2 separate regions of the Homo sapiens genome follow, and region 2 is linked to region 1. Evidence: read pairs that join two places in POLR2A ChIA-PET (ENCODE). Cell type or tissue: PC-9. All regions are shown on one strand. Links, peaks and the distances in the headings refer to the core of each region. The heading gives the core; the rest is flanking DNA.

Region 1 (5,380 bases), core at 178-5,177:
CAGATGTGTTGGTATGCACCTGCAGTCCCAACTTGGGAGGCTGAGACGGGAGGATTGCTTGAATCTGGGAGGTCAAGGCTGCAATGAGCCATGATTGTGCCAAACTGGAATCCCAGGAAAAAGGGACTGATAGCTTGGAAGGGAAAAAAATCTTTGAAGAAATAAATTTACAGATTCAAAAATCTTGCATTTAGCCTGAGAAAAATGGCAGATTTCATGGCAGAACATTATAAATTTTCTCTGACATCTCATTAGAACTAATAGGTGCCAGAAGAGAATGGAACTATATCTTGAAAGTGCTAAAAGTAAAATGAGAAAGGAGAGGGAAGAGGGGAAGGGGAGGGAAGGGGAGAGAAAGAAAGAGAGAAAGAGAGAAAGAGGGAGAAAGAGAGAAAGAAAGAGAAAGAAAGAAAGGAAGAAAGAAAGAGAAAAAGAAAGGAAAAAGAGAGAGAAAGGAAGGAAGGAAGGGAGAGAGAAAGGAAGGAAGGAAGGGAGAGAGAAAGAAAGGAAGAAAGAGAAAAAAAGGGGAAAGAAAGAAAAAAAGAAAAATTAAACTTTTAAATTTAAAATTCTGTATCCCGTAAAATCATCCTTTAAGAATTAAGATGAAACAGAGATATTTTCGGATAAAATAAAACTAGAGAATTCATCACCAGCAGACAATACCATAAGAAATTCAAAAGTTCTCCAGGCTGAAGATAAATCACACCAGATTGAAACATGTTTCTTCTGTAAGAAATGAAGAATATCAGAAATGATAAATGTGTAGGTAAATATTTTTTAAAACAATTTTTTTCTTAATTTTCTTAAAAGACATATGGCTATGTAAAGCAAATGTTGTAAGATTGAATTGTGGGGCTTATAACATTTCTATACATAAAAAATAACAACTATAGCATAAAGACCAGTGTTGGGAGGTAAATGAACTTATATGATTGCAAGTTTTGTTCATTTAACATTAAGTGGCACACCAATAACTTTAAGGAGATTGAAACATTAAAAATGTATGTTGAAATTCCCTATAGCTACCACTTGAATAACAACAACAAGGAGAGCAACAATAATAACACAAAAGGGACAGCTGAAAAGGTAATAGAAAAATTAAAATGAAACTCTAAAAAATATTAAACTAACTCAAAAGCAGGAAAGGAAAAACAGAAGGACAAAAAATTAATGGAACAAACAGAAAATTAATTGTAACATGGTAATCCTAAATCTCCATCAGAATGTAGGCTGCATATAGGCAGATATCATATTCATTTTTGTTCATGGTTTATCTGAAATGTCAAATGAATGAATAAATGAATGAATGAGTGATTAAAAGAACGCTTATTGCACACTAACTCCTGAAGGTCTTGGGTGTCTTCTTGACTTCTTCTGGTAAATATGACTATATTTTACATTGCTGTTATTCTACTTGCTAGAAAGTTTTCAACATTCTTTTGTGTAATTTTTTCTGTAACTAACTCCCTGAAATGTGTGGAAAGACCTAGGTCAAAAGTTGAATTGAATAATTCTTCATGTTGAAATTGTACAAATCCACTTGTCAAGAAAATAAGCTCTGCTTCTTCACATATCAGCCAATGCACCAAGGCAAAACCTGAGAGTTGCCTCAGGAGGTCTCACAGGATTTGGTGACTTACTTTGGCTTTTGCTGTGAGATATGGCTGTTGAAAAACTAATAAGAAATACTTTTGATCATATAATCAATTTTGAATCTCAGGGGATTTCAACTGTAAGAAAAAGTACAAAAAAATCTCCAACCACATTGAAAAGTTTGAAGGTATAAGAATGAGAGTAGGAGATCCTTTTGAAAATCAAAATTCTCTATTTTTTGAGATAATATTTAAATATTAATGTTTGTGGACCAATATAGTAACCCAAGAGACTCTTCTTTTGAAGACAAATTCTAATTGATAAGTTCCCACTGAAGATACAGTTTTTCCGTAAAAAGTGGGAGGTGGACTGAAGGACTAATTCATTTAGCAGCTATTTATTGAATATTGACTGTCACAACTTAAGATTTATTTTTTCTCAGGTGAAAAATGATGCCTAATTGAGGATCTTGTAAGGAAACTCACTGTAATAGAAGCCAGGTATACTAGAAAGTGGAATAGATTGGGAGACTGTCATTCATGAGTAATTTATGCGATGGCTGATTTCTAAAAGAAATCTTGGAATTCAACAAGAAACCTAAAATCAGAAAGTCTCATTTTAACTCCTAGCTCTGCTACTTACCATCAGGTTTCCTGAAACAAACCACAAGGCCTCTCTGAGACCTGTTTCCCTCATCTGTAAGATAGAGAAATAGCAGCACTTTCCTAAGATGAAATGAGAAAATAGATGTGAAACATTGTAGTGTTGGATAAGTAAGAGAGTAATCAGAACCAAGAAGAAATATGTAAAGAAAAAAACATATATTTGAAAATTTGTTTGCCTTTCTACTTTTATGGCACTTGAAGCAATGTTGACTTGCTTGTACATTTTACTTTGATGTTTTCTACCTGCCTTTATTAATGACAGGACCATATTAAATAGTAAACCACTAAATAATACACCCAAATATATTAGTAATTAAATATACAATAAAATAGTATTTACAATCAATGGAAAAGGAAGAATTATACCATGAACAGTTTGAGGAGACATAAAATTCAATTCTTTTCTTATTCACATAAATTCCATCATGATAAAAATTTTAAATATACAAATGAACTAATAAAAGTACTAAAAGAAAATGTGGATATACTGTGTTTATTTTAAGTCTTGCTTGGAGTGAGAAAATTCTTTCAAAACAAGGCACAAAACTGCAGCTATAAAAAGAGTGATACATTTACAGATACAAAAATTAAGAACTAGCCAGGTGGATGGCTCATATCTGTAATCCCAGCACTTTGGGAGGCTGAGGCAGGCAAATCACTTGAGCCCAAGAGTTCGAGACAAGCCTGGGCAACATGGCAAAATCCAACTCTACTAAAAATGCAAAAAATTATCTGCATGTGGTGACATGCACCTGTAGTCACAGCTACCCAGGAGGCTGAGGTGGGAGGTTCATCTGAGCCTGGGAGGTCACACCACTGCACTCCAGCCTGGGCGACCAGAGTGAGACCCTGTCTCAAAAATAAAAACAAAAACTGCTATGTAGAAAATTATACCATACACATAGTAAATAAATAAATAAACAAATAAAGCAAGAGCATATTGCAACACATAAAAATGAACAGAGGGAACTTGTTTTCAATATTAAAGAGCTATGACAAATTTGGAAGAAAAACAATGAAATTACATAAATAATATGAACAGGCAATTCACAGAAAAATAAATAAAATGGCTTCCAAATTTGTAAAAATAATCAGGTTCATGAATAATTTTAAAAATGTAAATGAGAACATTGAAATATCTTTTTTTCATCCATAAGATGGATGAAGATTTAAAAAACGACAATATAGCATAGCCAAGGGTGCAGAGATTCACTTTCATACACCGTGGGTGTGAGTACAATTTGGTAAAAGGTCTTTGAGCAAGAATTGGGCAAAATCTGCTCAACTTCTAAATGCCCAACTTTTTGGAGAGCAAAGATATACCTACATGACCATTTATCATAATTACTTTTGTGTAGCAGCAAGAAACTAAAAATAATAGTTTTCCATTCATAGACAACTATTAAAATATAAAACATTTATTTAGTAGTAAAGTAAAAAGCCATAAAGGAAGAATGAAGTAGAGTTTTATTGTAGCTCTAAAATATATTGTTAAGTGACTAGAAAAAAATCCTAAATATTATATATGGTATGTGCCTTTTATGTAAAAAAAATGTGGCATGTTTGTTCTAGTAGACTCAAAAAATTGAAAAGATAACTGCTCAATAAATATTCTTCAAGTGGATTAACTCACCTGCTTCATTGAATGACATGATAGGCCCTGTTTATCTATGATGAAGCTATACTTTTCAAGGCTTAAAGCTCCCCTTAGAATCCCTCTTTGCCTGCTTCTAATGTGCTCAGAAGAAAGCACATACATATACCTGTACATATATACATACACATAGACACACATGTTTTCTTTTAAATAATAAGTAAGCATTAGGAAACATATCCTTTAATAAACGTTCACAAGCAACAATTAATAATCCAAAGAAGCTGCTAACGTTTGTTAATTGCAAATGACATGAGGTTAAACCCAAACTAGCTTATGCAAAATATGGCATTTATTAGGTTTGGCTTTAAGCACAGCCATATTGAGGGGCTCAGATGATGTCCTAGAGACATTTCTTTTCTCCTCTTCTTTCAGGTCTCTTTTTCCCCCCTGAGGGTTGATTTCATTCTTTACAAATGTAGTGGATATCTTTCATCTCTTGGACAATGAGGTAGCAGGCAAATTTAGGCTTGCATTTTTTCTGTTCCTTGAACCTAGAGGGTGAAGTAAAAACTCTCATTCTGCTCCCAAGCAGAAAATCTCAAAGAAGAGCTCTGATTGGCCCAGAAGAGGTTACATGCACTCCTGTGAAACCAACACTGTGGTCAAGAACACTATGTGTGGTTAGGGCCAGGCTTACCCACTGATCTTTGTGCTAGCATTGAAGAAGTTGGGAGGACTACTGTGACTTGTAGGTCAGCCAGAATCAGGTGATTCACATAACATAATTACTTTCTTACAGTGGCTCCATTTGAGAGGGAATCACTGCACATCTTTTAGCACTGCTGATGAGGGTGCTGCCCACTTCTTATAGATGCATGATAAATGCTGACCCACAATTCTTTCTTTTTTTGAAGACCAAGAATTAAAGAAACAGGAATTACTATGAGTTGAGAGATAAAATAGGATACATTGTTTTTCTCTCTCTCTCAACAGTATTTTTCTTATATTAGCTGAAAATTAAAGACATTGAGGTTTTGATTGGTCAGCGTATACAGCTGAGTTTTTCAACAGGAGTGCTTATTTGACTATGAATTTATTAGGACAGGGATTATGTCCAATAGGCTTGCTGTTATATCAGCAACACCTAGTACATAGCCTGAAATATGGTGATGGCTCAATAAATATTTGTTGAGAGAAGGAAAGAAGGAAGGAAGGAAGGGAGGGAGGAAGGGAGGGAGGGAAGGAAGGAAAGGAGGGAGGGAGGGAGGGAGGCAGGGAGTTTGTTTAGCCTCATACTTTTAGATCCTTAAGGCACCAGATATAAGTATGCCAAAGAAAAGCTTTGACTCTAAGATGAAAATTCAGTTGAGACTCTTATCAAATCATGTAATACAAAGAAAATCATGTTTTGTTTTTGTTTTTTTTTCTTAGCAGAGATGGCAGTTAAGACCAGAGATAAACAAAAAGTATAATTCACATATTTACTCCATTAAATATTTTGTGGCTTAAGACAGTTTTCTTT
Region 2 (5,380 bases), core at 174-5,173, 270 kb before region 1:
CCCATCCCATCCCCTCCTTGAACACTGCTTTAATTAGAGAAGTTCTTATGTCCTGCTCTACCACTCCCTAACCACCAACTTCATTTTGCTGTGCCTCAGTTTATTCGTCTGTAAAAAGGATAAGAGTAGTACGTGCCTTGTATGGCAAATGTGTGGATTAAATAAAATAACAGTATCTGGTTCTTCATACCACTTCCTCCCAAAGTATTAGCTATTATTAACTCCTGGGCTTCCAAGTTAATTTTGTTTTCAAAATGGGTTCTGACATTAAAACATTCTCTATTTAGAACTAAAAGTGGCCTAAAAAATTGTTTAGATAGATGCAACCCAGTAGCTTCTAAGGCACTTCTAGTTTTTTATTATTTAATTCTATAACAAATCTCTAGTAAGCAAATTAGGCTTAACAGTTAGTTTACACAACAGCATGAGTATCAAGATCTTTATTGCTTATAATGATTTCTTTCAGCTCCCCTAATCTTCCTTTTACCCACTTCTTTCCCTTAGCGATTCCAATCCTCTTAATGTTGACTAAACTGTTGTTCTATGCCATGGAATCAGACCTTAACAATGGTGAAAGATTCCTCTGACCATGGTCAGATTTTCTTCATTGTTCTTCTAGATTGTGTCACTTGTCCCTTGCTTTTTCTTGAAGTAACCTAAGGACAAATAAAATTTTTAATGGTCCCTTTTCAACCCTTCCATTTAGGGCAATTGATTCCTCTTTCTTCCATTAAAAATGGGTACCATGGTGTCTCAAAGAATGGGTAGAGGTTGAGAGAAGGGGCTTTGTTTTTCTTGGGAGATGGGGTTTTAAGAGAAGGGGTGTTTTCATCCCCACTTTGACCTACTGGACAACCACACCCCTCAGTTCTCCCAGCATGATGTGCTAGTAGCTCTTCTTTTTTGGCAGTATAAATACAGTATGCAATGGTGAGATGAGGAATCTAATTTCATTTGCGGGAAGTTGGTTTGATGACTTTTCTGCATCCTCCACTACATCCTAGTGTGGAGAGAAGAGGAGATGGAGTCTGAAGCCTTGCAGTAATCTGTCTCTGTGTTTTTTGCCCCGATGCAGGAGCAGGAACTCTGCCTTTCTCAGTGATGAGGAGAGATGCTCCCTGTTGGCCCTGGGAAGTGATAAGCAGACTGAGTGTTCCAGCTTCCTCCACACTCTTGCTCGCACTGACATCACATCTGTCTACCGGCTCAGTGAGTGTTGGTCCTCAGACACCTTCAAAAGCCTGGGGTCCTCAAGAATAAGATAGTGTCCCTAACCAGGAATAGAATACCCCTAAATTCTAATCCTATTCATGAATTTGGGTGGCCATGACCACTATTCTGTTGACGACCTGAATCATATTTGATTAGCAGCATTTCACTTTAGATTTCAGGTAATTCTGGGGTTTCAGGGGAACTATGAGACATGATGAAACCAACTCACCTATACCGTGGGTGACTGGCTGTACTGGGTCTTCCCTCCTAATCTTGGGGGAGGAGAACTTCCTGAGTCCTGGCTGAGGTACCTTCTAGGACTGAAGTAAGCCCCCAGTGAGATGGGTGGGGCTGTAAATGTTACCGCTGTGAAAAGGCCTTAAGAGATGATTTCTTGTCTCACATTACAGATTGGGAAACAGGCCTAAACGAATTAGTGCCTGAGCTAGGATAAGAACTGCTAGTCAGAGCAATCCACTTTACCACACTGCCCCTGACACAAAATGACTTTGAGTTGTTGGGTGTGTTAGTCTTGGATGTTTTCTGTGTCATGGGATCAGATCTCAACAATTGTGAAAGATTCCTCTGACAAACTGACTGGTTTTGAGCAGTGTCTGAAGGACTGACTGACTGAATGAATGATACTCTTACTTTGAGAAAGGCCTACTGTTGTGTGTCAGGGAGTACATTTTCTCATTGATGGTGACTTGAGGAAGAATTTTTGTTTCTCCCATCTCTTCATTGATGGTGACATTGTGTCCGCTCTTGTGTAGCCAGATTAGATGATCCATATTTTATGGATACAGCTAGAGATTCTGCTGAAGGGGCCCTCAGGCCATCTCCCAGGAGTAGAGCAGGGAGTTGAGAGCTATGTCCGTGCATAAAGAGTGTTTGTGAAAGCACATGCCTCAGGCATAAGCACCCTGCCCTAGCAGAGCTTTCTTGCCACAAGCCACAAGCAGATCATATTGCCTTATGAGGTTGAGCAGGAAGCTAGAGTTGTAAACACTGCCCAGTAGGCGGGAGCCTGATGTCTGAAAATTGAGGTGTACTAGCAGTGTTCCTTGGGGAGAAGGCCTGGGCACAGACTTGGATCATGATTTCTGCCAGCTGTTGGTCCAGTGGTGGGGAGGATGTAAGAGGAGGCCCCAGACAGCACTTGACTCTCACTCAAAGATCAGGAGTGCAGCTCTGCGGCGTGCAGTCCGCACCTTATGGTTGTGCAGGCTGCCCCAGCACCAAGACAAGCAGCAGGAGAACATCTTGTTGGTAAATTGCAGCTTCCCCAAGGCGTATACCATAGGGAAGGATGGCCCTTTGTAATTCTTCCTCCTAGAGAGGGGACACCATTTTGTAACTTGCGCATCACTCATACTCTTGGCCAGAAGAGAAGAGGTGGCCCAAGAGGGGCGTGTACCCCTCCACATCAGAGAGGCCAGGGCATTTGAACAGCTCTCCTTAGCCAAGCTCTATAGCTCTTCATCTTTAGCTGCGGGGCTTTCTACCCTCTGGGGGTTACAGATCTGGAGGTTCTGCAATGACAATCTCTGGAGATGCCATCCTGGAGAACAGCAGGAAAAGGTTTGACTTGGTGAGGGGCTTGCTGGTCCTCAAAGTTCACTAGAGAACTCAGGGTGGTGGCACAGACAGTTGTTACTTCTCTGCTAAGAAGAGGTAGAATCTTCCCTCTAGCAGCTACCATCCTGTGGAGTGTGAAGCTAGCCTTCACCTCCACAGTTCCACTGTGGTTGCTTTAGCCAACAGTGGTCACTTCTTCACTGCCAAACCCAAGGTGTCTTCTTGGTTCTTACCTAGTCCGGTTGCACTTGGTGGCAATAGGTGGTTATGTTTTAAGTCACCTTGGCCTCTGTAACCCCCTTTTCTCTCTGACTGTGCCTTTTCAGTCTCCCTCACTGGCTACTGGCTGCCAGTGAGTTGCCCAGGCTTATTAACAAACTCCCCCTACTCCCTCACTCCCTCACTCCCCTGCTGCTTTTCTTTTCCCCCAGATGCCTCACCTGTGTGATTACATTTAGTCCTGGGACTCTGGCCAGCAATTTGTGACCTGCTTTGGGTCACAAACCTGTGTTTGCAAAGTCTCAGTTTTTCTCCTTGGCTCCAGACCTACATCATTATCTGCCTAGAGCTCCTGCAGCTACCTCAAACCCCAAAGGTCTAAAACTGCACTCCAGATTCTCCCATCCTCTACTTCAGTCTCAGATGCATCCTTGCTCCTTTTTATTCGCCCTTCACTTCTGGCCCCTCGCCCCTGCCACTTTTACAAACACAGTGTCCAGCCCAGTGGACACATGGAACCAATGTCTGCCAAGTGGATGAATCATGAATGAATGGAGGAGGCAAGAAGGAAGGATGTGATACATTTAGAAGTGGGAGGCAGCACCATGTGCTCCCACGTGTTCTGTGCTGGGAGTTGTGTCCTGGCTCCATCGTGAACTCGCTGAGAGATTTGGGAGCTGCATCTCTCTGATCTTCAGATTCTATCAGGACCCCCACTGTCCCCACCCCCCACCCCCCTACAGTACCCATACCTCTTGACATAGAGCCTGTGTTTCCAGGTTTTCTTCTCGGACTCTGAGTTTCACGTATACCTTGGTTCCCAACTGTAAAGTGCATGGGTTAAACAAGATGATTAGGCCCCTACAGCTCTTAAGATGATGGGTGAAAGGATAATTCTGCCCTGTTCCTTAATGATGACTGAAGGTCTTGAATGCCAAGGCTCCTAAGAGGCCACTGATCTGGGGTACACCTGGAGGCATGGGCATGGTGGCCCATCCTGACCTAACACCAGACCTGTTCTTCATCTCTACTTAGGTGGGTTTGAATCCATCCAGAATCCTCCAAATGATCTGAGTGGTGAGTAGCGATCATGCTGAACCTGACATTCATCCTTGAGGACAGCACTTCTGTCCTCTTGCCAAGAGCGGCCACCTTAGGTGCAGGTGCCCAAGGTTGCTCAACTTTGCCTGTCCTTACAGCATCCCAGCCTGAAGGTTTCAAGGAGGTCAGGCCTGGCAGAGCCTGGGAGGAGCATCAGGCCGTGGGGTCCAGACAGTCCAGCAGCTCTGAGGACTCCAGCCTGGAGGAGGAGCTCCTCTCGGCCACCTCAGACAGCTATCGCCTGCCGGAGCCTGATGACCTTGATGACCCGGAACTGCTCATGGACCTAAGCACTGGTCAGGAGGAGGAGGCTGAGAACTTCGCCCCCATATTGGCTTTTCTGGATCATGAGGGTTATGCTGACCACTTTAAGAGTCTCTATGACTTCTCCTTCTCTTTCCTCACTTCTTCCTTTTATAGCTTCTCTGAGGAGGATGAGTTTGTGGCCTACCTGGAGGCATCAAGAAAGTGGGCCAAGAAGAGCCACATGACCTGGGCCCATGCCCGTCTCTGCTTCCTCCTGGGCCGGCTGAGCATCAGGAAGGTCAAACTCTCTCAGGCCAGGGTGTACTTCGAGGAGGCCATCCACATTCTCAATGGAGCATTTGAGGACCTATCCTTGGTGGCCACTCTGTACATCAATTTGGCTGCCATCTACCTGAAACAGAGGCTGAGACATAAAGGCTCCGCCCTGTTGGAAAAGGCAGGTGCCCTGCTGGCCTGCCTGCCTGACCGTGAGTCTAGTGCCAAGCATGAACTCGACGTGGTGGCCTACGTGCTGCGCCAGGGGATTGTGGTGGGCAGCAGCCCGCTGGAGGCCAGGGCCTGCTTTCTGGCCATCCGCTTGCTCCTGAGCCTAGGCCGGCACGAGGAGGTCCTGCCCTTTGCCGAGCGCCTGCAGCTCCTCTCTGGACACCCTCCTGCCTCTGAGGCTGTGGCCAGTGTTTTGAGTTTTCTGTATGACAAGAAATATCTTCCACACCTTGCAGTGGCCTCTGTCCAGCAACATGGTATCCAGAGTGCCCAAGGGATGTCTCTTCCTATTTGGCAGGTCCACCTTGTCCTCCAGAACACAACCAAGCTCCTTGGCTTTCCTTCCCCAGGCTGGGGTGAAGTTTCTGCCTTGGCCTGCCCAATGCTCAGACAGGCCCTGGCTGCCTGTGAGGAACTAGCAGACCGGAGCACCCAGAGGGCCCTGTGTCTCATCCTTTCCAAAGTGTACCTCGAGCACAGGTCTCCTGACGGTGCCATCCACTACCTGAGCCAGGCC

Evidence for each region. ChIA-PET counts read pairs that join two places held together with the same protein. Peaks named below come from ENCODE experiments on the same cell type or tissue, not always from the same donor. Only the 100,000 strongest peaks of a DNase experiment are listed, where the experiment ranks them.
Region 2: POLR2A ChIA-PET joins it to region 1 with 5 read pairs; 3 of 35 experiments call an interaction of 5 or more read pairs at or near these places.

What each region holds. Positions count from the first base shown.
Region 1 is chr5:148,760,302-148,765,681 of GRCh38, reverse strand. No RefSeq gene overlaps it. Among named protein-coding and RNA genes, the nearest start is that of ADRB2, 64 kb to the left of the region's middle. RefSeq lists an enhancer at 4,628-4,707. In PC-9, for the core only: no CTCF peak of the experiment used is centred there; no DNase peak of the experiment used is centred there.
Region 2 is chr5:149,027,383-149,032,762 of GRCh38, reverse strand. SH3TC2 (SH3 domain and tetratricopeptide repeats 2) reads left to right here. Exons shown (of 17, transcript NM_024577.4): 9 at 1,076-1,209; 10 at 4,045-4,086; 11 at 4,209-5,380. Among named protein-coding and RNA genes, the nearest start is that of MIR584, 32 kb to the left of the region's middle. RefSeq lists a cis regulatory region at 1,557 and an enhancer at 1,473-1,642. In PC-9, for the core only: no CTCF peak of the experiment used is centred there; DNase peaks (open chromatin) are centred at 1,572 and 2,132; H3K27ac peaks cover 2,036 bases.